3 separate regions of the Homo sapiens genome follow, and regions 2 and 3 are each linked to region 1. Evidence: read pairs that join two places in POLR2A ChIA-PET (ENCODE). Cell type or tissue: GM12878. All regions are shown on one strand.

Region 1 (8,000 bases):
GGCTGAGGACCACATTTTAAAGACAAGATTTTGTAATACTTACTACAAATCCTTCTTTCCAGAATCTGTTATTGTTGCTGTCTGTGAATAGTCAGGAAACAAGATGAAAAAATCAGAGATGTTTAGAAGAAAGGAAAGACTGACCATTTTCTTTAAGACAGATTTTGCAGATTTGGCCTTAATAAAAGGAGTGGTTTACTAGTCACAAAGGTCAAACAGTCTGCACTGGAAAATCGAGCTGCTTAATTCTTGGTCTTCGTTTCCTCTGTAGAGCACAGTGACAATCCAGACTCAGCGGTGTTTAGAGACTTGGAAAGAGTTTGAGAAGCCACTTAGCCACTTTATTTTCAGGTTTGTAGTTTTGCCTCCCGTTCTCTCCCCAGTAGGTTAAAAATGGGGAGTGGCAGGGCCCGCTCCACATCCACAGAGTCAGTTGAGGCAGGTGTCTGGGAGCTGCACTTTCCACAAGGTCCCCAGATTCTTCCTATGCACACTAAAGTTGAAAAAAATTGAGTTAGCTAATACCCTTTTGGTATAGATTAGGGAACTGGAGCCCTTCTGGAGCAGAGATTTTGCCTGTGGTTTTCTAGCAAGATATATCACTACACCCAGGATTCCAACTGAGGTAATAGACTTCAAATATTTTGAAGTGCTCCATGAAAAATGTAGCCATTGATTTTTGAAGGGAAACAGGAGAGACAAATGGAAGAAATTAATAATCCAATAGCTAACCTTTTACCCAACGGAACCTAGTACTAGGCTCTAATTTCCTTAATGTGTTAGTTATCTATTGCTCCTTAGTAATTATCCCAAAACTTTGTAGTATAAAACAACAAATATATTTATAGTAACTCACACAGTTTCTGAGAGTCAGGAATTTGGGAACAGCTTGGCCTAGTGGCTCCAGCTCAGAGGCTCTCATAAAGCTGCAGTGAGATGTTGGCTGGAGCTGCATTCATCTGAAGGCTTGACTGGAGCTGGAGAATCCACTTCCAACATGTCTCACTCACATGCTTGTTAGCTCGAGGGTTCAATCTCTCACTTTGTGGACCTCTCCTTGTGGTTGCTGGAATTTCTTTGTAATTTAGTAGCTGACTTCCTCTAGTGCAAGTGACCCCAGAAATGGAGCAAGACAGAAGTCACAGTGTCCTTTATGACATTGTGATAGCTTCAGAAGCCACATAACCTCACTTCAAGCCATATTCTATAAGACACACAGACCAACCCGAGACATGTGGAATGGGATTACTCAAGGGCATAAATACCAGAGGCAGAGATCATTGAGGCCATCTTGGATGCTGGCTAACCGTACTTAAAATCCTGTGTTCATCCCATTCACAAATCTAGAGAGGGACTCTTACCCTCAATTTTCAGATGTGGAAACTAAGGCACAGAGAAGTAACATATTGATGATCATGCAACTAGTAGTGCCAGAGCTGGTATCTGAAGCCATATTTATCTGATTTCAGATGGTCTCATTTCCAGAGATTTTAAAATAAAGTATTGGTATAAGTAATCCTTGTGTGAAAGCAAAGCAAAAGATCCAGAAGTTCAAACCAGCCATGTCAATTATCCATTGACTCAAAAATAAGTTTTAAGCACCTACTCTGTCCAGGCACTGTTCCAAGTATTAGGAATCCAGTAGTGAACTGAACAAAACCTCTGTCTTCTGGGAGCTTACCTTCAGACCCTTGATCTGTTAGATATCCTAGAGACTGTAGAATGTAGAGCTTACATGAAGACTAGGAGCCGGGGATCCCTTCCTGCCTGGCCTCCAACCCACTGGGGAACCCAGGCAATCCTTTCTTTCCCTGGACCCAGATGCTGCCTCTGAGAATGCGGCCCTTGGATGAAAGCAGAATCACCTGGGGTAATGAGTAGACATAACAGATTCCCCAGCCCAGACCTGCTGACCAGAACCTGTAGTTTTTGCAAGCTGTAGGTGACTCTAGTGCAGAAAATAATTTTGTGGTTCATAAGTGGGCCCACCAGATCAGCATTGCTCAGAGTATGGGGGCCCATCCCTGTCAGAGTTACTGGTGGCCCTGAGACAAAGCTCATAGCTCAAGAATCAGTGTTTTGAAGGTAGGACTGGGAAAAAGCATTTTAAACTAGATCTCCAGGTGATTCTATTTACTATGTGCCAGACACTGCTAAAGGATTTATAGGGATGATTCCATTGAATACAACTTGTGAGGTAGAAACTCTTAGCTACTCTATAGTTGAAGAGACGGGCTCAGAAACAGGCTTCTGATGAGTCTGATGCCAACCAGGTCCTGCCCAGTCTCTCTGTCTTCTGTCTTGACCCTGAGTGGGCCTGTCTGCTGGCACTGTGTGGGGGTCACTCTACAGGGCTCGGGTCATGGTCCCCCTGTGTTTGTTTCAGAAGCACGAGTTCTCTGTGGACATGACCTGTGGAGGCTGTGCTGAAGCTGTCTCTCGGGTCCTCAATAAGCTTGGAGGTGAGTGAGTGGCCCTGAGTTGGGTGCACTTATGCCATGTTCAGATGCATGCAGATGTTGCAGGAGAGACTTAGGGTTAAGCTGATCATAACAGTAAAACTAAAATATATTGAGTACTTAGCACGTGCCAACTACTCTTGTTATTTTCTTAGTGGCTTATGTGAATCACATCATTTAATCCTCACCACGGCCATTTCAGATAGTTTTTTTTTTACTAGCTCCATGTTAAACAGGAGACAGCTGAAGTTCAGAAACATTAAATAACTTATCTGGGATCACATGGTCAGTAAATGGCAGAGCTGGGATTTAGCCAAATTAACTAGTACTGCCAGGAGTAGCTCTGGAGCCATGGCAGTACTAGTTCATATGTTGGTCATCTCCAGTGTGTACTGCATGACACATCTGAGTGTCATTTTCTATTGAATTTTTTTTTTTTTTTTTTTTTTTGAGACAGAGTTTCGCTCTTCTTGCTCAGCCTGGAGTGCAATGGTGCAATCTCGGCTTGTTGCAACCTCCGCCTCCCAGGTTCAAGCAATTCTCTTGCCTCAGCCTTCCAAGTAGCTGGGATTACAGGCATGCACCACCACGCCTGGCTCATTTTGTATTTTCAGTACAGACGGGGTTTCTCCATGTTGGTCAGGCTGGTCTCGAACCCCTGACCTCAGGTGATCTGCCCGCCTCGGCCTCCCAAAGTGCTGGGATTACAGGCGCGAGCCACCCTACGCAGCCTCTATTAAGGTTTTTTAAATGGGGCTGGGCACGGTGGCTCACACCTGTGATCCCAGCATTTCGGAAGGCTGAGGCGGGCAGATTGCCTGAGCTCAGGAGTTCCCGAGACCAGCCTGGGCAACATGGTAAAATGCCATCTCTACAAAAAATACCAAAAAAATTAGCCAGGCATGGTGTTACATGCCTGTACTCACAGCTAATTTAGGGGGCTGAGGTGGGAAGATCGCTTGAGCCTGGGAGGTTAAGGCCACAGTGAGCCTAGATCGTGCCACTGCACTGCAGTGGGGGCAACAGAGCAAGACCCTGTCTCCAAAAAAAAAAAAAAAAAAAGAAAGAAAAAAAGGAAAGATTTAAAAAAAGGTAAAAATTTTTAAAATTTTGTCTTTTTCTGTTTCTTTACTTCAAAAAAAAAAATTTAAATTAATTTTGAATCACTCACATGCAGATTTTTTTTTTTTTTTTTTTGAGATGAAGTCTCACTCTGTTTGTTGCCCAGGCTGGAGTGCAGTGGCATGATCTCAGCTCATTGCAGCCTCTGCCTCCTGGGTTCAGGCGATTTCCGGTGAATTTTTGTACTTTTCATAGATATGGATTTCACCATGTTGGCCAGGCTGGTCTTGAACTCTTGACCTCAAGTAATCCGCCTGCTTTGGTCTCCCAAAGTGCTAGGGTTACAGGCATGAGCCACCGCACCTGGCCACATGCAGATATTCTTAAAGCACCTCTTTTGAACAATCAGTCTCATCCAGCCTTGTCATTTTACAGCTGGGGAAACTGAGGCCCAGAGAGGACTGGGATCTGGTCCTGGGACTCAGTGAGGTAATAACTGAGTTGTGATCAGAGTTTTGGCAATGCCAGTGCTCAGTCAGCCTTCTAAGATTTTTTCTTTTCTTTTTCTTCCACATGAACTATCACACAATCTTCTAAAATTTTCTTTTTTAAAACCCTAAATAATAATGACATTAAGTTTTCAAATGGCTTCCACATGGACGTGATCTCATTAGCAGTCCTCTGAGCTGTACTTTCCATCTTTGGAATGGGGATGTCGATGCCAGTGTCCAGGAGGTTAAGTGACTTGCCCGTAGTCCCGCAGCAAGTCAGTGGCTGGCCTCTAGCCCTGTAAACTGGGATCTTAATCTGAAAGAAACTGAAACAGTGGAAAGAACCTAGCTGCTGACTTGTCATGTGACTGTGGGCCCTTCTTTCTCGGGCCTGGGTTTCCCCAGCTGTGGTATGGGAATGTATATCTTGTATGTCTGTATCAGCTTTTGCTGTTGATGCTTTTTTTTTTCTTTTTCTTTTTTTTTTTTTTTGGAGATGGAGTTTGCTCTTTCACCCAGGCTAGAGTGGAGTGAAGTGGCATGATCTCTGCTCACTGCAACCTGCTCCACTCTGCCCCGGGTTCAAGCGATTCTCCTGCCTCAGCCTCCCGAGTAGCTGGGATTATAGGTGCCCGCCACCACGCCTGGCTAATTTTTTTTTTTTTTCTGAGGCAGAATTTCGCTCTTGTTGCCCAGGCTAGAGTGCAATGGCGTGATCTCAGCCCACCGCAACCTCCACCTCCCAGGTTCAAGCGATTCTCCTGCCTCAGCCTCCTGAGTATCTGGGATTACAGGCTCAGGCCACCATGCCCGGCTAATTTTGTATTTTTAGTAGAGACGGGGTTTCTCTATCTTGGCCAGGCTGGTCTCAAACTCCTGACCTTAGGTGACCTGCCCACCTTGGTCCCCCAAAGTGCTGGGATTACAGGCGTGAGCCACCGTGCCCAGCCTGTTGATGCTTTAAAAATGAAACTGTACAGGAGCTCCTCAAATACAAAGCAGCAGGCTCTGGATGAAGTGGGGATGGGCCTAATTTCGTTTGACAGCTCAAAGACATCTACCCATCCCAGGAACTTCATCCAGGCTGGAGTGCAGTGGCGCGGTCTTGGCTCACTGCAGCCTCAACTTCCCAGGCTCAAGCCATCCTCCCACCTCAGCCTCCTGAGTAGCTGGGACTACAGGACCACACCCGGCTATTTTTTTGTTTTTGTTTTTGTTTTTTGTAGAGACAGGGTCTTGCTTTGTTATGCAGGCTGGGAAACCATATGTTTTGTTTGTTTGTTTGTTTGTTTTGAGAGGGAGTCTCACTCTGTCTCCCAGGCTGGAGTGCAGTGGCATGATCTTGGCTCACTGCAACCTCTGCCTCCCAGGTTCAAGTGATTCTCCTGCCCCAGCCTCCCGAGAAGCTGGGATTACAGGCACATGCCACACACTGAGCTAATTTTTGTATTTTTAGTAGAGATGGGGTTTCACCACGTTAGCCAGGCTGGTCTTGAACTTCTGACCTCAAGTGATCCACTCGCCTCAGCCTCCCAAAGTGCTGGGATTACAGACATGAGCCACCACGCCTGGCCAACCATATGATTTTTAAGGCCCCTTGCTGGAAGATCTGCCTTTAAGCTTCGGCAGGTTTCTGCCCATCTTTTCCTACTGTCCCTGCTTGGGTGGCCTCTTGAGAAGGGTCAGGAGGGTTTTTTGAGTTGCTTATGGCCCTAAAAGAACAGTGGTAGGGCTGAGGAATCACAGACTGATGGCATCCTTGAGCTGGAAAGGCCACAGGAGCTGGCCAGCCCTGACTCCTTCATGTACAGATGAGGTAGCTGAGGCCTGTGAGAAGCAGGACCCTCCTCCCACCGACTCCCTGCCCATGGTCACCCAGCAAGTCAATGGTGAGGCCAGGCCTAGAACCTATCAAGAGTTTTCCTTTCTTTTTGCACTCTTTTGTCAGAGTAAAACTCTGGGTCCTCCCATGTGCTGCTGGGGAGCTGTAAATTGGCATAGCCATTTAGGAGGGCGATTTTGCAATGTCTATTAAACATTCAAAATGTGCCAAATATCTGTTGCCCCACAATTTCCATTCTGTGAATTCATGGTATAACAATATTTTTATAAGTGTTTTAAGACAAGTTCAAATATGTTTACTATAACATTGTGATAGTGGTGAAAAATTAGAAGCATCCTCAATGACCTTTAACAGTGGATTAATTAAGTGGATGTGTGGTACGTCCACACTGTGGAAGATTGTAGCTTTTAAAAAAAGAATAGGGCCGGGCACTGTGGCTCACGCCTATAGTCCCAACACTTTGGGAGGCCAATGCAGGTGGATCACCTGAGATCAGGAATTCAAGACCAACCTGGCCAACATGGCGAAACCCCATCTCTACTAAAAATACAAAAATTAGCTCAGTGTGGTGGCTCATGCCTGTAATCCCAGCCACTCGGGAGGCTGGCTGAGGCAGAAGAATCGCTTGAACCCGGGAGTCAGGCTACAATGAGCTGAGATTGTGCCACTGCACTCCAGCCTGGGTGACACAGCGAGACTCTGTGTCAAAAAAAAAAAAAAAGAATGGACCGGGTGCAGTGGCTCACACCTGTAGTCCCAGCACTTTGGGAAGCCAAGGCAGGCGGATCGCTTGAGCCTAGAAGTTCAAGACCAGCCTGGGCAATATGCGAAACCCTGTCTCTACATAAAATACAAAACTTAACCAGGCATAGTGGCATGTGCCTGTAGTCACAACAACTTGGGAGGCTGAGAAGGGAGGATCACCTGAGCCCAGGTATTCAAGGATACAGTGATTTGTGATTGTGCCACTGCACTCCAGCCTGTATAACACAGTGAGACCCTGTCTCTAAATAAATAAATAAATAAAAATGAATAAATAAAGAGAAAAGTAAAATATTAGCAAGACCTGTTTATATAGTGTGATGCGATTTGGAGGAATTATTTTTCATTTGTCTATCTAGGACAAAGTCTAGATAGAAGCCAGACTGTTCACAGTGATCTCTAGGGGCAGGATCAGTAGGGGGCCTTACTGCTTCTACTTTTATTTAGAAATGTTTGCTTTTTTGAAAAAAAAAAAAAAAGTGTCTATATTACTTTTGCAATTAAAAAAAAAAGGTGGCTGGGCACGGTGGCTCATGCCTATACTCCCAGCACTTTGGGAGGCCAAGGCGGGCAGATCACTTGAGATTAGGAGTTTGAGACCAGCCTGGGCAACATGACAAAACCCTGTCTCTACTAAAAATACAAAAATTAACCAGGTGTGGTGGCATACGCCTGTAATCCCAGCTGCTCCAAAGGCTGAGGCATGACAATCACTTGAACCCAGGAGGTGGAGGTTGCAGTGAGCTGAGATCATGCCACTGCACTCCAGCCTGGGCAACAGAGTGCGTCTCTGTCTCAGAAAGCCCTAGTATAGAACAGAGATCAGCACATGGGCCAAATCCTGCTCACAGCCTGTTTTTGTATGTTCAGGAATAGAGTTATAAAAAAAATACACAGAATATACAACAGAGTCTATATGTGACCCACAATGCCTAAAACATTTGCTTTCTGGCCTGTTACAGAAGAAGTTTGCCGATCCCTGCTCTAGAGGAAAGGGCAAGGGTGGTTGTGAGTAGTAATTTAGAGCCTGAACTCTTTCTTGCTGTAACTGGGAGGGTCTGTGCTTCCTCTCCCCATACCCCATTTCCTCTTCCTGCAGGAGTTAAGTATGACATTGACCTGCCCAACAAGAAGGTCTGCATTGAATCTGAGCACAGCATGGACACTCTGCTTGCAACCCTGAAGAAAACAGGAAAGACTGTTTCCTACCTTGGCCTTGAGTAGCAGGGGCCTGGTCCCCACAGCCCACAGGATGGACCAAAGGGGGCAGGTGGGTAAGGCCCCAGCACTTGCTGAACAAACCTACAGCTCACACCTCTCATCAGAGCGAACACCTTGGCCTTTGAGAGCTTGAGTGGAGCGGGAGAGCCCTCTGGGTTCTTT
Region 2 (8,000 bases), 580 kb after region 1:
GACTGTTGGGGCATGCTCAGGGAAGTGGCCAGGGACCCCTGTCCATGGGAGGGGAGGGGACCTAATTTCAAAAGCAAATCAAAGTGGTGAGTCCTGGCTTCTCATGACTCCAAACAAAATTCCTTTCTCTGGATTCCCCCTGCCAAGGCGAATGGAGCTATTTAGAGACCTGCTCAGGAAAAAACAGTCCTGCAGCCAGGAGGAGAGGGTCCCCAAGGGCAGACAGACAGGGCTGGACGGCAGCTGGAGGGGCCATTGAAGGTCACAGGAAGGTCATGGGGGTGCTGAAGGACAGGAAGATGAGAGGACAAAATAGGTGAGTGGGGCTAGGAAGGTGGTGAGGCTTAAACTGGCCTTAAAGCCGTGGGCCGAATCTGGCTGGTTGTCTGCTTTCGCATAGCCTGTGAGCTAAGAATGGTTTTAACATTTTTAAATAGTTGAAAAAAAATTAAAATTTGGTAACGTGAAAATTGTATGAAATTCAGGTTTCAATGTGTGTAAATAAAGTTTTATTGGAACACAGCCACACTCATTCCTGCACGTCCCATCTATGGCTGTTTTTGCACTACAACAGCAGAATGGAAGAGTTGGGGCGGAGACAGTGCGGCCCACCAAGTCTAAAATATTCATTGTCTACATTGTTACAGAAAGTGTTTGTTGGCACTTGCGCTGAAGTATGGTATTTCTAGAAAACAATCTCACTTAAATAATACAGAAATAAAATTCACTCTCAGAAAAATACAGATAAAGTTTAAGTTCCATTTGACCAACCCATCAGCCCCCTCCCAACACACATGGCCATCCCCACCTTTCCTCAGAGGTTAGCGCCTTGGTGTGTTTCCTTTCAGACCTTTCTCTGCATTTATGTACCTATATGTGTATCTATAGAAAAATACAGTATTTTCATGAGTTCTTTTTTCTGTAAATGGCTTTATATTATATATATGTTTTTTAAAATTTGCATTTTTTTACTCAATAATGTGCTTTAGTGCCCTATACAGACCTACCTTTGTTCCCCCCGATCACCTGCCTTTTTTTTTCTTTTTGAACAGGGTTTCACCATGCTACCCAGGCTGGAGTACAGTGGTGCAATCCCAGCTCACTGCAGCCCCAATCTCCTGGGTTCAAGCAATCCTCCCACTTCAGCTTCCTGAGTATTGGGACCATAAGTGCACACCACCAGACCTGGATTTTTTTTTTTTTTTTTTTTTTTTGGAGCAACTGAGTCTCACTATGTTGCCCAGGCTGTTGCCCATGCTGGTCTCAAGCTCCTGGTCTCAACCTTCATTATTTTTTAAATGCTGCATTGTACTCTAAGGTTGAGCTTTACCACAGTTTATCCATTCCTTTGCCAAAGGAAATTTAGATTGTTTCAGTTTTTTGCTACTGGAAACAACACTGCAAAATGCAAGAACTAGCATTTCAAGGCTCAAATAGCTACATTTTCCTTCAAGAAAATGAAAGAATGCTATTCAATCCAAACATGTCACCTGATGTATTTTCCCTCATGTGTGTTTGTGTCCTAAGTAACCACCACAGGGCAAACCTCTCCAAATGTAGCTGTAAGATTCTTGCTCTCCTGCAGAATTTTGTCTATGTCCTAACTATTGCTTGTAGCCAGTGGAAACCCTCCCAGGTTCTGGTTGAAACAGTATTCCCTCTATAAAATCAATGACCATTCTTGGAACTAGGGAGGTAGGGTAGAAAGCAGCAGAGAATGGGACGCTGGGGAGCTTGGGTTCTCGTTATCGCTTTGCTCCTTGCTGTGTGACCTTGCACAGCCTCTTCTCATTAGGCCCCAGTTTCCCGGCCTGTTCAAGGAGGGTGTCGGGCGCCTAGAGTTCTGGCCTTCCAGGGCTTTACCATTCTCTTTTCAGTGACCAAGTCCACTGAAAAGGAGGGGAAGGGCTTTGAGAGGTGATTGCTTAGCTTCCAGCCTCACAGGCTTATGAATCTCAAGGAAAGTGCTGGGAGCTTGGCAGGCCACCACCTTGAACCCAAGTTCTAGCTGATGGTTTCCCAGGGCAGAGATTCCACAAAAAGAGTATCCACGTGTCCCAGATAACGCTCATGCAGGACCCGCCCAAGGCCCCGTTGTGCCCTTGAGCCCAAGGTCCTGGGTCTAGACTGTGAACTGTTGTACGCTCTCAGAGCGCCCTGTTCCTCTCCGTCCCCCAGCACTTATCATGGTTTGTAATTTTATGGAATTTGTGTAATTGAGTCGTGAATGTCTGTCTCTGGGCTCGTAGGCTCTGAGCTCTCCAAAAGCTGGGACCAGGTCTGCTTTGCTCATGCTTTGTCCCCAGTACCTTAGCACAGCACCTGGCACTTTGTGGGCACTAGACAAATACATGCTGTGAATGAATAGCTGATACAGGCTGGTTTCAATAGCAGAGACATGGCTCAGCCTTCTCTTCTAATCCAAGGCATCCCAAAGAGGCCAATAACGGAGGGGTAGGAAACCAAGCGGGCAGGGCACACACGGTCCAGGCAACATTATGAAATTGGAAAGGTCACTCCCTTCTCAGGTGTCAACCTTGAGGTGGGGCAGGTGGTATGGAGTGTTTGAAATAGAAGACCTTGGGAATAAACACTCATGGAAACTTTGAATTGTAGAATTCATTCATTCATTTAATTTTCATTCATCTAATAGTTATTATCTACTTTACCAAGCAATGGGAACGTAAAGAAGACAAGCATTAACCAAAATCATATAAATAAAAATATAATTACCAATTAAGATCTGTATGATCATGGAAAAAAACAGAATTTTAGGACAGACGATGGGAAGGGATGCGTAAAGGAACATCGAGATGCCGAGCGCGGTGGCTCATGCCTGTAATCCTAACACTTTGGGAGGACGAGGCGGGCAGGTAGCTTGAGCTCAGGAGTTCAAGACCAGCCTGGGCAACATGGCAAAACCCCATCTCTACCAATAAATAAAGAAACAAAAATTAAATAAATAAATAAAAAGGACAGTGGAGGGCTGGGCACAGTGACTCACACCTATAATCCCAGCACTTTGTGAGGCAAGCAGATTATTTGAGCCCCTGAGGTCAAGACCATCCTGGGCAACATGGCAAAACCTCATCTCTACAAAAAATACAAAAATTAGTTGGGTGTGGTGGCATATGCCTATAGTCCCAGCTCCTCAGGAGGCTGAGGTAGGAGGATGGTTTGAGCCCAGGAGATGGAGGTTGATCATGCCACTGCTCTCCAGACTGGGCAACAGAATGAGACTCTGTCTCACAAAAAATGAAACAGAATAAAATAAAAATAAAAAACATTGGAGGATGAATTAAAAAGGAATTTTTGAGAAGTGCTGTTTAAGGCGAAATATGCAGTAAGAGCTAGTGAGGCAACCTCTTCCAGGCTTGGAAGAACTTTCATTCCAGGCAGAGGGAATAACTTGTGCAAATGGAAGCTTTCGGTAGAATTCTGAGTGAGTTATAGAATTCTGGAATTCCAGAAAGAGGGTCTCAGAGTCATAGAATCTTGAAACAGACCCTTCAACCGGGAAATGGACTCTTAGATGGTTAGAGACTCAGAATCATCATGTATGAACACAAAAAGAATCTTAAGACATAATTCATTCTCATTCCCCTCTCTGTACATATAGAAACAAACAAAACTCAAGAGCAAGGTAATAGAACCCAGCTAGAACTAGCTCTCACCTCTTATGATGAACAGGCCAGGACTTCATCCATTAAATTAATAGTAGTAGTAATGCTTATATTTATTCTCATTATTATGTGCTAGTTGCTACTAAATGATCTGTTGTCATATCAGTGCATTCCATAACAATCTTGCAAGGTGGATACTTTTATAATACTCATTATTATAACTAAGCTAACAGAAACTCAGACAAAAAAATAAATAAATGGTTCACAGTCACTGAGCTAGAATACGGTGGACCCCAGAAGCCCAGGGACTTTTTCGTTCATTTTCTTTTAAATGTAAAGGCTGTACTGGAAAGCACTGTACTACCCTGCTTTTTCTAATTCAGCTGTTTTCGGGCCTATGCTTCTCACAGGGGCCCCTGCCATCCTACAACTCGGCCTCCCATTGCTGAGACCTCATAGTAGAAAATAATCTGTTTCATGCCAAGTCGTTAGAATCTCCTTATTTTCTCTCGTATAAAAACAAACAATCCTCAACCGTTATAGAGGAATTCCAGACACTGAGAGAGGTCTTAAGGGGACTTTTTGTGGAGGAAGGGGGTGTTCCAGGTAGTCATTTGAACAGTATCCCTTGGGGCCCCTTCCTCTAGTGAGCTTGAAGTAAGACCTGTCTCTGGGAACATACACCCTCTTCTGATGGAAGCCAGGCAGAGCTGGAACTTGCCAGCAGGTGGCAATATTTGACCATTTCCAGCTTCCTCAGAGGGCAACTGGGAGATCTTGAACTTTCTTCTCCTATAATCAGAGAAACTACAGCCCTGACAAGGGACATGAGAAAATCTGGAATCTCAGTCCATTGTTCCAGCCCATATCACAGCATCATGCCGTCTCTTTTACAGACACCTGTAGACAGGCCACTCCACAGAGGAAGGGGCCTGGGAAGTGCCAAAAAGATGATGTCATCTTCACGTGTTTCCAACCCATGTATGCTTCCTTCCAGGGTTTGTTTCCACCTGGAAGCAAGGCTGCGTGACCCCGGCTTGCTTGCAATTCCACAGCTCCTGGATGTGTAGGTTGTTTCCCTTTTGCACTTGAAAAATACAGTGTTGCTGCTGGTGGGGGAAGGTAAACTAGTACAACCACTATGGAAAACAGTATGGAGATTCCTTAAAGAACTAAAAATAGAACTACCACTTGATCCAGCAATCCCACTATGGGTATCTACTTAGAGGAAAACAAGTCATTATATGTAAAAGACACTTGCACACACGTTTCTAGCAGCACAATTCGCAATTGCAAAAATATGGAACCAGTCTAAATGTCCATCGATCAACGAGTAAATAAAGAAAATGTGGGCCAGGAATGGTGGCTCACGCCTGTAATCCCAGCACTTTGGGAGGCCAAGGCAGGCGGATCACCTGAGGTCAGGAGTTCGAGACCAGCCTGGCCAACAGGTGAAACCCTGCCTCTAATTAAAAAATACAAAAATTAGCTGGGAGTGGTGGCAGGTGCCTGTTCCCAGCTACTCAGAGGCTGAGGCAAGAGAATCACTTGAACCCGGGAGGCGGAGGTTGCAGTGAGCCAAGATTGTGCCACCGCACTCCAGCCTGGGCAACACAGCAAGACTCCATCTCAAAGAAAAAAAAAAGAAAATGTGGTATATATACACCGTGGAATACTACTCAGCCATAAAAAGGAATGAAATAATGGCATTCACAACAACCTGCATTGGAGTTGGAGACCATTATTCTAAGTGAAGCAACTCAGGAATGGAAAACCAAATATCATATGTTCTCACTTACAAGTGGGAGCTAAGCTATGAGGACATGAATACATAATAATGATATGTAATGGACTTTGGGGACTCTGGGGTGAGTGGGGAGAGATAAAAGACTACACATTAGGTACAGTGTACACTGCTTGGGTGACAGGTGCACTAAAATCTCAGAAATTACCACTAAAGAACTTATCCATGTAATGAAAAACTACTTATTCCCCAAAAACCATTGAAATAAAAAACAATTTTAAAAATACAGTGTTGGACAGTGAAACCTCGTCTCTACCAAAAAATGAAAAAAATTAGCTGGACGTGGTGGTGCACACCTGTAGTCCCAGCTACTCCGTAGGCTGAAGCATCAGGATAGCTTGAGCCCAGGAGGTTGAGGCCGAAGTGAGCTGAGATTGTGCTACTGCTCCAGCCTGGGGGACAGAATGAGACCCTGTCTCAAAAAAAAAAAAAGAATGAAAAAAAAAAAGTTGGGCATGGTGGCTCACATTATACCAATGCTGGTGTAATCCCAGCATTTTGGGAGGCTGAGGCAGGAGGATGGCTTGAGCATAGGAGACCAGCCTAGGCAAGATGGTGACACGCCATCTCTACAAAAAATACAAAAATTAGCTGGGCAGGTGGCATACACCTGTAGTCTCAGCTACTTGGGAGGCTGAGGTGAGGGGATCACCTGATCCTGGGGAGGTCAAGGCTGCAGTTGAGCCATGATCACACCACTGCAGTCCAGCCTGAGTGACAGAGTGAGACCCTGTCTCCAACAACAACAATAAAACAGTGTTGGGCCTACAGCTTCCTCTGTATTTTAGATTATTTTCTTAGGATTGATTCCTGTAAGTGATGATTAGCTCAAAGAGAATGAGCAGTATATTAGTGTTTACTCCTACTTGCTGCTGTAGCTCAGGAATTAAGGCCCTGGGCTCTGCAGTCAAGGGAATCTGGCTTTCAATCCTGCCTCAGTCACGTGGGCTGAATTTGGGCAAAGATCAAAAATTTCAGTTACTTTTATTGCAAATTAAGAATACAAATAGCCCTGACATTTGTACACTACAGCCCATTCTGTCTCCAAACATTGCTGCAGGAATTCTCCCTTCTCTCTCCTCCATCAATTTTTTTACCTTCTATATGATAACTCCCACCAGCATACAAATATGCTGTTATGTCTTCAATCTTTAAAAAAATCAAACAAAAGCCCTTCTCTTGACACCAATTCCCTTGCCAGACACTGCCTCATTCCCTTGCTGGCCTTCGCAGCAAAACTCCCAGAATAAGTAGTTTAGGCTTTTTATCTTACACCGTTCCCATCAGGCCTTTACCCCCAACATTCTGCAATTCACAGCAAGAGATAAGTTGGCTTTCACATTGCTAAACCCAATGATAGATTTGTAGACCTTGTCCTACTTTACCTAAAAGCAGCATTTGACACACCTGATCACTCCCTTATTTTTCACTTTGCTGCCACATTCTCCTGGGGTAGTTTCCTCCCATCTTACTACAATCTCCTTCCCAGTCACCTTTGCTGAATTCTTTTCTTCTCCCCAACTCTTTTATTTTATTTTTTGAGAGTCTCACTCTGTCTCTCAGGCTGGAGTGCAATGGTGCCATCTCACTGCAATCTCCACCTCCTGGGAGTGATTCTCCTGCCTCAGCCTCCCAAGTAGCTGGGATTACAGCATGCACCACCACGTCCAGCTAACTTTTTGTATTTTTAGTAGAGATGGGGTTTAACTATGTTGGTCAGGCTGGTCTTGAACTCCTGGCCTCAAGTGATCCACCCACCTCAGCCTCCCAAAGTGCTGGAATTACAGGCATGAGCCACCGGGTCCGGCCTCTCCCCAAATGGTAACATAAGAGTGTCTCAGACTCGGTCCTTAGCATCGTGGGTGATCAGCAACTATTTGGGGCTGGCGGTACAGGCAGTAAGAAGAATTTACCAAGGCAGTTGTAGGTAAAGAAAGGCAGATTTATTAGAGAAAGTATGAAAATACATTGCTGCCAGACGTGGTGGCTCATGCCTATAATCCCAGCACTTTGGGAAGCCGAGGTGGATCACGAGGTCAGGAGTTTGAGACCAGCCTGATCAACATGGTGAAAACCCATCTCTACTAAAAATACAAATATTAGCCAGGTGTGGTGGCACGCACCTGTAATCCCAGCTACTCAGGAGCCTAAGGCAGAAGAATCGCTTGAACCCGGGAGGCGGAGGTTGTGGTGAGTCGAGATAGTGCCACTGCACTACAGTCTGGGCGACAGAGTGAGACTTCATCTCAAAAGAAAAACAGAAAAGAAAAGAAAATACGTTGCAAGGGTGCAACGGGCAAGTTAGCAAAACAGAAGCTAACTGCAAGAAAACAAAATCTGGCTAAGGATTTTATAGGATGGTGCTTGTGCTGTGTGCTGAAGAGGGCTTTGTGCAGTACTGATAACATCAAGGGTGCAGGGAGCTTGCGTGCATTTTTCTATCAGGTGAGGGTCTGGCAATAGCTGGGCGCAGATAAGATTGTGAGTTATTCGCACAGGAGGGCTATGCATCCTGGGCCATGAAGAAAGGCAGACTTATAGCTTATCTGCTTTCTCTTTTTGCTTTCCCTTGG
Region 3 (8,000 bases), 130 kb after region 1:
CATATTAAATTCTTAATAGCCATGGTGGGTTTGATCCCACACTCCCGAGAGAATTAGTCACTACAGGTTCAAGTGAGGAATTTATGGACAGGCCTCAACAATCTGCTTCTAATTTGGGGATGGAAACTTTGATTTAAGAATCCCAAAAGGCAATATAGTATGCACAGAGGAAGGAGCGCAAGGTGGGGAGGCCTTGATTCCGGTCATTGAACACACTTTATTCATTTCTGTGTCTGGCACTGTCCTAGTCGAGGCCCCTTCCTGTGAGTCGAAAGCTATGTTACCTTGGGCAAGTTCCTCCCCATTTCTAGGCTTCAGCTTCCTGACTGGCAGAAGGATGGAATGCAGCTCCCTTCTGGCTTTTGTTGGGGGTGGAGCGGTGGGGGGCTTTGATGCCATGAGTCTGGGTCTATGAAGGACAAATGGCATCTCCAGCTGTGGCTGCTCCCAGGGAGGGCTCCCCTATGGAAAGTTGGCTTTGGTGGCACAGCAGTTCCTGGAAGCCCGTGCATGCCTGAGATGCATTCATTACCCCCTGTCTGGAAACCCTGCCTGCCCTCCTGCTGCTGGGGAGGCATGGAAGGGGTTAAAGTTGCTGTGCAAGGAAGGAATAGACTCACTCCTTCCCCTCCCTTGTCAGGTCTTCTCCCCCTTTTGTTCTCAGGGATTTGCTCAGCTTGCTGGGGTTAGGTAAGCCTCCACTCTGGGCTGGGAGCCGCCACTCTGCTGTGTGGAGAGAACAGAACTGCAGCAACTTGCCCTGGCTCTTCCCCCAGGCAAGAAATCTGAAGCTACCACAAGGGGTGGGGAAATCTTGGAACCTGAGACAGTGGCCAAGCTGGAGCTAGAAGTGTCTTTAGGTATCACTGAGCCCAACTAACTCCTTTTGCAGGTGGGGAAACTGAGGCCCAGAAAAGAGACATTTGTTGGGTTCGCAGCTAGTTAGGTGGATTCAAATGCAGGTTTTCTCAATTTCTGGGCCTGCTCTCTTCACAGGGTATAAAGCTCTAACACAACAATGGAGGTAAAGTGTGGAACCAGTGGTCTCTTGGGGGTCCCTCAGGCTACTTTGTCACATGGCTCCATGGCTCCTGGACAATACATGAGTTGACCAGTTGTCAGTCATCTCAGGATGTGGTGTCAGGGAAACACCAGGATCCTGGAGGCGTGGGGACTCTTTCTGACTACCTGTGAGCTGAATGACTCTGGACACATCATGTCACCTCTCTGAGACAGTTTTGCCACTGCAAAATGGGGCCAGAATCCCTGCTTTCCCTAATTCATAGGTGTCTGTGTGGAATAATGTACTTTGAAGACTGCAAAGCTCTACATGTGCTCTGCATCCATTTCCCCTCCCTCTGGTTCTGCCCCTGATTTTCAGGAGGGGTTCAGTCTACTTTAGTCTTTAAGCTTAACCAGTGGTTGGGGGCAACGGACCCAACCTATGCTCCAGAGTTGGGTGTGAGACTTGGCTTTGCCAATCAGAGCATGAGTTCCCTGTGGTCACTGTGATTGGCTCAGGGTTGGGCTTGTGTCCCAATCACAGACAATCAATATTCATCCTGGGACTTTTGCTTGAGTGACAGAGAGAAATGACTCACTCTTTTCTCAGCTGAACAATAGCCTCGGAGAATGTGAACTTAGAGCTCCCAGGGACCACCAGGTGAGGAGAAACTACCTGATAATTAAGTAAATGCAAAGGAAAATAGCCAAAAAGCAGAGAAGGGTGATCTCTTGACAACGCTGTTTGCTCATTTGGCCTCATACTTAGACCTAAGGACAAACTCTCCCTGGATATGAGTCAATTCATTTCTTTTATTGTCTCCTTTTCTTCTTTGGTCCCTTTTTCTTTCTATCCATTTCCTTATTTTTGCTTAAGCAAGTCTGATTTGGGTTTCTGTCACTTGCAATCAAATTCCTTATTAAGACAAAAAAAAAAAAGAAAAATAATAATTACTGGGCAAACAATGTTAGTTACTGACCCAATATCCATTTCTCCTTCTCACTAAAAAAACCCTGGTTGGGAAATGAGAGCAGGGAGAGACAATGTGTTAAGTCCCAGGAGAGATGGAATGGTGGTGAAAGTTAATCACGACATCCCTGTTTCTTGTTTTTCATGATTCTTTGCAGCTGGTGGTGGCCGTGTGACCTAGTTCTAGACTGTGAAACATAGGAGCAATCAGCTAGGAAAGAAAACATATGGGGCTTCTGGGAATGTAGACATAGCCAGCATCACCCCATCTCCTTTCCCCTGCCTTGAAAGTGAGTGTGATGTCTGGAGCTTCAGCAGCAATATTGTGTTTATGAGGCAGAAGCCAAAAGAACTGCAGTGACACCAGCCCTAATATCACTGAGCTACTGAACAAAAGCCAACAGCTGTCTGCCTGTGTGTTTCTTGCAATATAATACAAACAAAAACCTATTTGTTTAAGCCACTGTTAGTGGATTTTCTATTACTTGCAGGTAGCTCAAAGCATTCTTTGAAAATGAGTCAAGTACTTATCTTGCAATGTCATTGATCCAAAACTCAGACTAAAAAAATAGCTAAGAATAAAACAAATATTTACTGAGTAGCTAAGATTACAATCCAGTGTGCTAAGTGCTTAGTTGCATGTAACTTTACATTGAGCTGCAATGACCTTATGAGGCAGATACTACTATTAGTCCCATTTTATAGATTGGAAAACTCAGTCATAGAAATATCTTGCTCAGGGCCATACAGCTAGTAAGTGCTGAAGACAGAAAGGCTTCTGACTAGCCGCAATGGTTTCTACTATGTACTTGACTCATAGGAGAGTCCCTTGCTCAGATATTACATATCCATTTTATACCCAATGCAGACATGTAGTTATCTAATAGATGCACTGTCATAAAGAAGACAGAGAGAGAAGGGCCCCTGGAATAATTGACGGCTGACAGTGTCAATGAGAGAAGATTAAACACAAAAAAGAAAAGCTTTGCCTTTCAGTGAGAGGCAAATAGTCTAAAATATCTTTGCAGCCTTTGAGGACACCTCCGCTTTAAAACTTAATTCAAACGTTAATGTTTTTGTGATGGTCCTGAGTCATCAAGGAAAGATGAAATCATGCTTCGCATCTTGTTTGAAAAGGCAGGGAAGCACCTAGTAGAACTACAGAAGGTTCCCACCTGAAATGGTTACAACGAAAGAAAAGTTTAATGCATTGACCAACACTGCCTCTTCTCTGACCCCCTCCGCAACCCAGCTCTCTGGAAAAATAAGCTTACAGAATCCTTCCTTCCTCCACAGGCCCAGAAGGCCAGGGTATTAGAAGACTGCATTTTTCATCACCATTTCCCCAAGATGTTCCCTTCCCAAGACTGTAAATGTCCTCCAGCCTGTTTTTAGCAAAGGTGATCTGAATTATGATGCCTGGGGGTTACCGACAGGCACTCACAGCAATAGCATGAAGCCCTAACGAACAAGGCCTGGTTGGGACCTCTGCTTGCTGCCTAGCTGGGATCATAAGTAGACAGAGAAGGAGCTGAGAGGGACGATTACATTGATCCAATATCTAGATGGGCAGGGGGCAACTGAATGAAGAACTCTAAGGTAAAAACCACACCATGCTGAGTCTGAGTGTGCCTTTTGATATCCAGAAGTCTGATCTGCTCTTTTATCAGATAGGGAAACTGAGGCCCAGAGAGGGAAAGGACTTACCCAAGATCACAGAGCAAGGTTATGGCAGAGCCCAGAGCTTTTGTGTCTTGACTTCTGACCAGGGCAGAGGGGGACATTGAGCAAAAGCCCCTGAGGGTCAGGAAGATCAGTTCAGACTTGTGTCCTGGAGCTAGGAAGGAATCAACCTGAATGAAGCTCTTCTCTCCACTGGGCCTTTTCTTTGGGACTCCTGGAGCTTCCAGGGAGCTGGTTCAGGTGGGGACGTTTCTGATATATTCATTCAATAAATACATATTGAATGTCTGCTATGTTATCACCATAGTAAGAAAATAAGAAGTGGTGACTGTTCCCCACAGGGTCAACAGTCGAATGTAGTGGTGAAGATTATAGGCACTGGGCTGAGTGTGGTGACTCACACCTGTAATCCCAGCACTTTGGGAGGCTGAGGCAAGTGGATCACTTGACGTCAGGAGTTCGAGACCAGCCTGGCCAACATGGTGAAATCCCGTCTCTACTAAAAATACAAAAAAAAATAGCTGAGCATGGTGGTGCACGCCTGTATTCCCAGCTACTCGGGAGGCTGAGACAGGAGAATCACTTGAACCTGGGAGGCAGAAGTTGCAGTGACAGTAAACCAGGGATAGTGGCAGGCACCTGTAATCCCAGCTACTTACGAGGCTGAGGTAGGAGAATCGTTTGAAACGGGGAGGCGGAAGTTGCAGTGAGCCAATATTACAACACTGCACTCCAGCCTGGGCAACAGAGCAAGACTCCGTCTCAACAACAACAACAACAACAACAACAACAAAAGATTATAGGTGCTGGAATCATTTGGCCCGGGGCCAAGCATGGGGACACCCTGAGCTACACAGGCAAGGACATCCATACAGACCCTCAGGCAGAACGATGTGCATGTTCACTCACAGTGACACAGGTACTGTACACACAGGCACAAACACATAGACACATGTATAAATGTGTCCACATCAGACACACATATACATATCTCACACAGACACAGGCATATATAGGTACACAACATGTGTATATACACATGCATGTGCGCACACACACAGAACCTTCTTATATTCTCCCCCCATAAGCAAATTGCAGTCTCAGCAATGCTAGAAATGACATCTACATATTCTCCTGGAAAAACAGACTTCCTAAATGCTGCCTGATTCATGACCAGGGGTGCCTGAGTCTCTCCCCCTACATCACCCGCTGCTCTACGCATTTGGTGAGGAGAAGACAGAACGCAGGGTCTGAGCCACTCCTGCCTGATTCATTCCTCTCTGGGGCCACAGAGTTTTCTCTTCCCTGCTTAGAGCAGCCTCCCAGGCTCAACACCTTGAGTTCTGCCCCTGACTCATTCTGCTTCAGCACAGCACTTAGACCTGTGGTTTGCACAAGTCAGGGCACGACCCAAGGTGGGGATGGGGTGATGTTGCTGGTGGGAGGGGGGAGGTCACTATCAGGTAATCAGGCAAGGGCTCTGGAGAAGGTCAGGGTGTGGCTGTGTGGCTGTGTGGCTGTGCAGGGGCACAAGAAATGTGTACTAGTCAGCCCTGCTGGGAAGCCGGCTCATGAGGCAGAGAGGGGACCCAGCTGGAACCCTGGCACTGTCTGCATTTAGAACTCCCTCACATTGGAGCTACTAGGTCCTGCCCTGCTCTTCCTGCAGTTCCATTGTCGCTGTGGGGTGAGGAGTCTGTGGAGCCAAGGGGAAGGCTTACCCTAAGCCTGTGACCCACCCCCTCACCACTTCCAGATCACATTTTCAGCACCCAAGCTGTCGGTTTCCAGCTCAATAGCCCCCAGCTTACTTTCTAGGCCTCTGCCAGGGGTCTTTCCTCCAAGGGCAGGCTGTACACCTCTAAGGGTAGCCTGAGGGATGGCCAAGTTGTTGTTTGCTGGGAAGGCATTAGGGTGGTGAGGATGGAGCGTGGTCACATGGGGTGAGATGTCTAAGCACCTGCCTATAACCATTTTCCTTGTAGGAAGAGGAGTCAAGAGAAGGCAGGTGGGCTGGAGCCACAGGGCCCTTCATTTGAACTCTTGCTTCGTGCCCTGTAGTATAAGGGATAGACCTGCCTGAAGTCAGTCAGTCCAAGTGCAGAGATGTGGAGGCCTCCCGAAAGGTGTTTGTTTGCCAAGCTGAATTTTTATTGCAATGATGAATGCATGAGACTGCATGCAAGAGAAACTGGATTCTGGCCAAGTTCTGACAAACAGTCCCACTGGATAGGAACGTAGGCTTTGGGGTCAACTACCCGGGTTTCAAAGCTCTGGGACGTTCTAGCTATGTGACCTCAGACACGATCACCTCGGTGAGCCTCACTTTTTTCATGTGACACATGAGATCAATAATTGTCTCTCCCTCATGTTGGATGGAAAAATGCTTAGTACAGTGGTTGGTACCTAGTAAGTGCTTAATTAGAGTGATTCTATGTGACACCAACTGCTGTCTCTGAGTCTCAAGCCCCCTTTAGAAAAGGAGGGGATGATACACTAAATTCAGTGGTTTTTAACATTTCTTCAGACACTCTCCGTCTGGGATTAGGTCTGAAGGAGAAGCATCATGGTGCCCAGAAAGCCCCCTGGGCAGAGCACAGCAGACGAGCTGAGCATTCTCCCAGCATCGGGACTCTGGCTTTGCAGATAGTCTGGACCTGGAAATCCTCATCAAAGGGTTTGGAGAGGAAAACAGTTCTCAGAGTACTGTAATAATGCCTGGGGGTTATAAGGCTCCAGGGTCTTTGCACATGCTGGTCCCTTTGTGGGGAACACCCGTTGTCTCCCACTTCTTAGCAGTGAGCTGCCACTTATGTTTCAGATCTGAAACCTCACTTCCTCAGGAAAGCTCAGAGCTTCTGTTACAGGTTCCTTTTCTCTGTATCCATTCCCATCTACAGCACACATCAAGGTAGGGGAGCATTTGATGACACTCCTCCAAGAGGTCTTTCTTTCAGCTCCATCCAGGTTTAGTGCCCTTCTGAGGTGTTCCCAACAAACCCTGCACTGTGCATTTCACGTGCTTTAAAACTCTGGTCAGCTCCAACTCAACTTCGCTCAGGGTCACACAGCCAATACATGCTGAACACAAAAAGGCTTCTGAGTAGCTGCAATGGGTTCTACCATGTATTTTACTCATAAGGAGCATGTGTTGCCCGGAGATGATATATTCCTTTTTTTTTTTTTTTTCTGGAGACGGAGTCTTGCTTGATGCCTAAGCACAGTACGGTGGTGTGATCTCGGCTCGCTGAAACCTCCGCCTCCCAGGTTCAAGCGATTCGCCTGCCTCAGCCTCCCGAGTAGCTGGGATTACAGATACATTCATTTTGTACCTGATGCAGACATGTAGTTACCTAACAGATTCACTGTTGTAAAGAAGGCAGAGAGAGAAGGGCCCCTGGAATAATTGACAGCTGACAGTGTCAATGAGAGTGATACCTTCAACCAACTCCCATGGTTCCTGAAGCCACCGCCTTTTTCTCCATTGTCTAGCAGCCACCGCGGAGAACCTCATGGAGCAAGGGCAAGAGGAGATGTGAAAGTTCAGGGGAATGGAGGGAGGCTTCCTTGACACAGTAGCATCTGAGCCTGGCCTTGAAGCCTGTCTGGGTGTGATGTAGCCAGGCTGAGACTGTGTGGGTGGATTAGAGAAGAGCAGGTGAAGGCAGGAGAGGCATTTCAGGCAGAGTGAATCATCAGCAAAAGCTCAGGCAAAGAATCATCAGCAAAAGCAGCCAAGATGTCACGCATCCTGGAGGCTCCAGATCAAATAGCTTCCTCCGTTGCATGTTCCCAGAGTGCTCCCTACTCGCCTGTCATGAAGTGCACTGCACCTGTCAACCGGGTCAGGGTGTGCTCAGTACGGGTCTCTCACCGGAAAATAAACTTCTAAGGCAGGAACTTACTTGCCTTAACCACAGTTCTGTCTCTAGGATTGAAAGAATTATTAACTACTCGTCTACCATTTCCGCTATGAAAACAAACCACCCCCCCACCACACACACACATACACCACACCACACACACCCCCACACACCACACACACACATACACCACACCACACCCCCCACCACACACACACACCACACACACCACACACACACCACACACACCACACACACAGCACACACACACCACACACAACACACCACACACACAATCACACAACACACCACACACACCCACCACACCACACACACCACACACACACCACACACACCACACACCACACACACACCACCACACACACCACACATACACCACACACACACCACACACACACACCACACACACCACACACACACTACACACACATCACAGACACACACCACACACACACCACATA

What was found. Peaks named below come from ENCODE experiments on the same cell type or tissue, not always from the same donor. Only the 100,000 strongest peaks of a DNase experiment are listed, where the experiment ranks them.
Region 2: POLR2A ChIA-PET joins it to region 1 with 10 read pairs; 2 of 35 experiments call an interaction of 5 or more read pairs at or near these places.
Region 3: POLR2A ChIA-PET joins it to region 1 with 10 read pairs; 6 of 35 experiments call an interaction of 5 or more read pairs at or near these places.

Annotation. Positions count from the first base shown.
Region 1 is chr5:151,746,166-151,754,165 of GRCh38, reverse strand. It overlaps ATOX1 (antioxidant 1 copper chaperone), which reads left to right. Exons shown (of 4, transcript NM_004045.4): 2 at 2,387-2,462; 3 at 7,717-7,887. The coding sequence ends at 7,841. ATOX1-AS1 (ATOX1 antisense RNA 1) reads right to left here and starts at 1,086. Exons shown (of 4, transcript XR_007059008.1): 1 at 857-1,086; 2 at 44-493. RefSeq lists an enhancer at 4,247-4,496. In GM12878, no CTCF peak of the experiment used is centred here; a DNase peak (open chromatin) is centred at 4,355; H3K4me3 peaks cover 518 bases; H3K27ac peaks cover 3,171 bases.
Region 2 is chr5:151,161,328-151,169,327 of GRCh38, reverse strand. LOC107986463 (a long non-coding RNA gene) reads left to right here. Exons shown (of 3, transcript XR_001742936.2): 3 at 1-743. Among named protein-coding and RNA genes, the nearest start is that of ANXA6, 7.5 kb to the right of the region's middle. RefSeq lists an enhancer at 4,549-4,658. In GM12878, a CTCF peak has its summit at 4,350 (motif pointing right); a DNase peak (open chromatin) is centred at 4,367.
Region 3 is chr5:151,612,643-151,620,642 of GRCh38, reverse strand. No RefSeq gene overlaps it. Among named protein-coding and RNA genes, the nearest start is that of FAT2, 25 kb to the right of the region's middle. RefSeq lists enhancers at 1-555, 556-1,234. In GM12878, no CTCF peak of the experiment used is centred here; a DNase peak (open chromatin) is centred at 7,642; H3K27ac peaks cover 461 bases; H3K27me3 peaks cover 120 bases.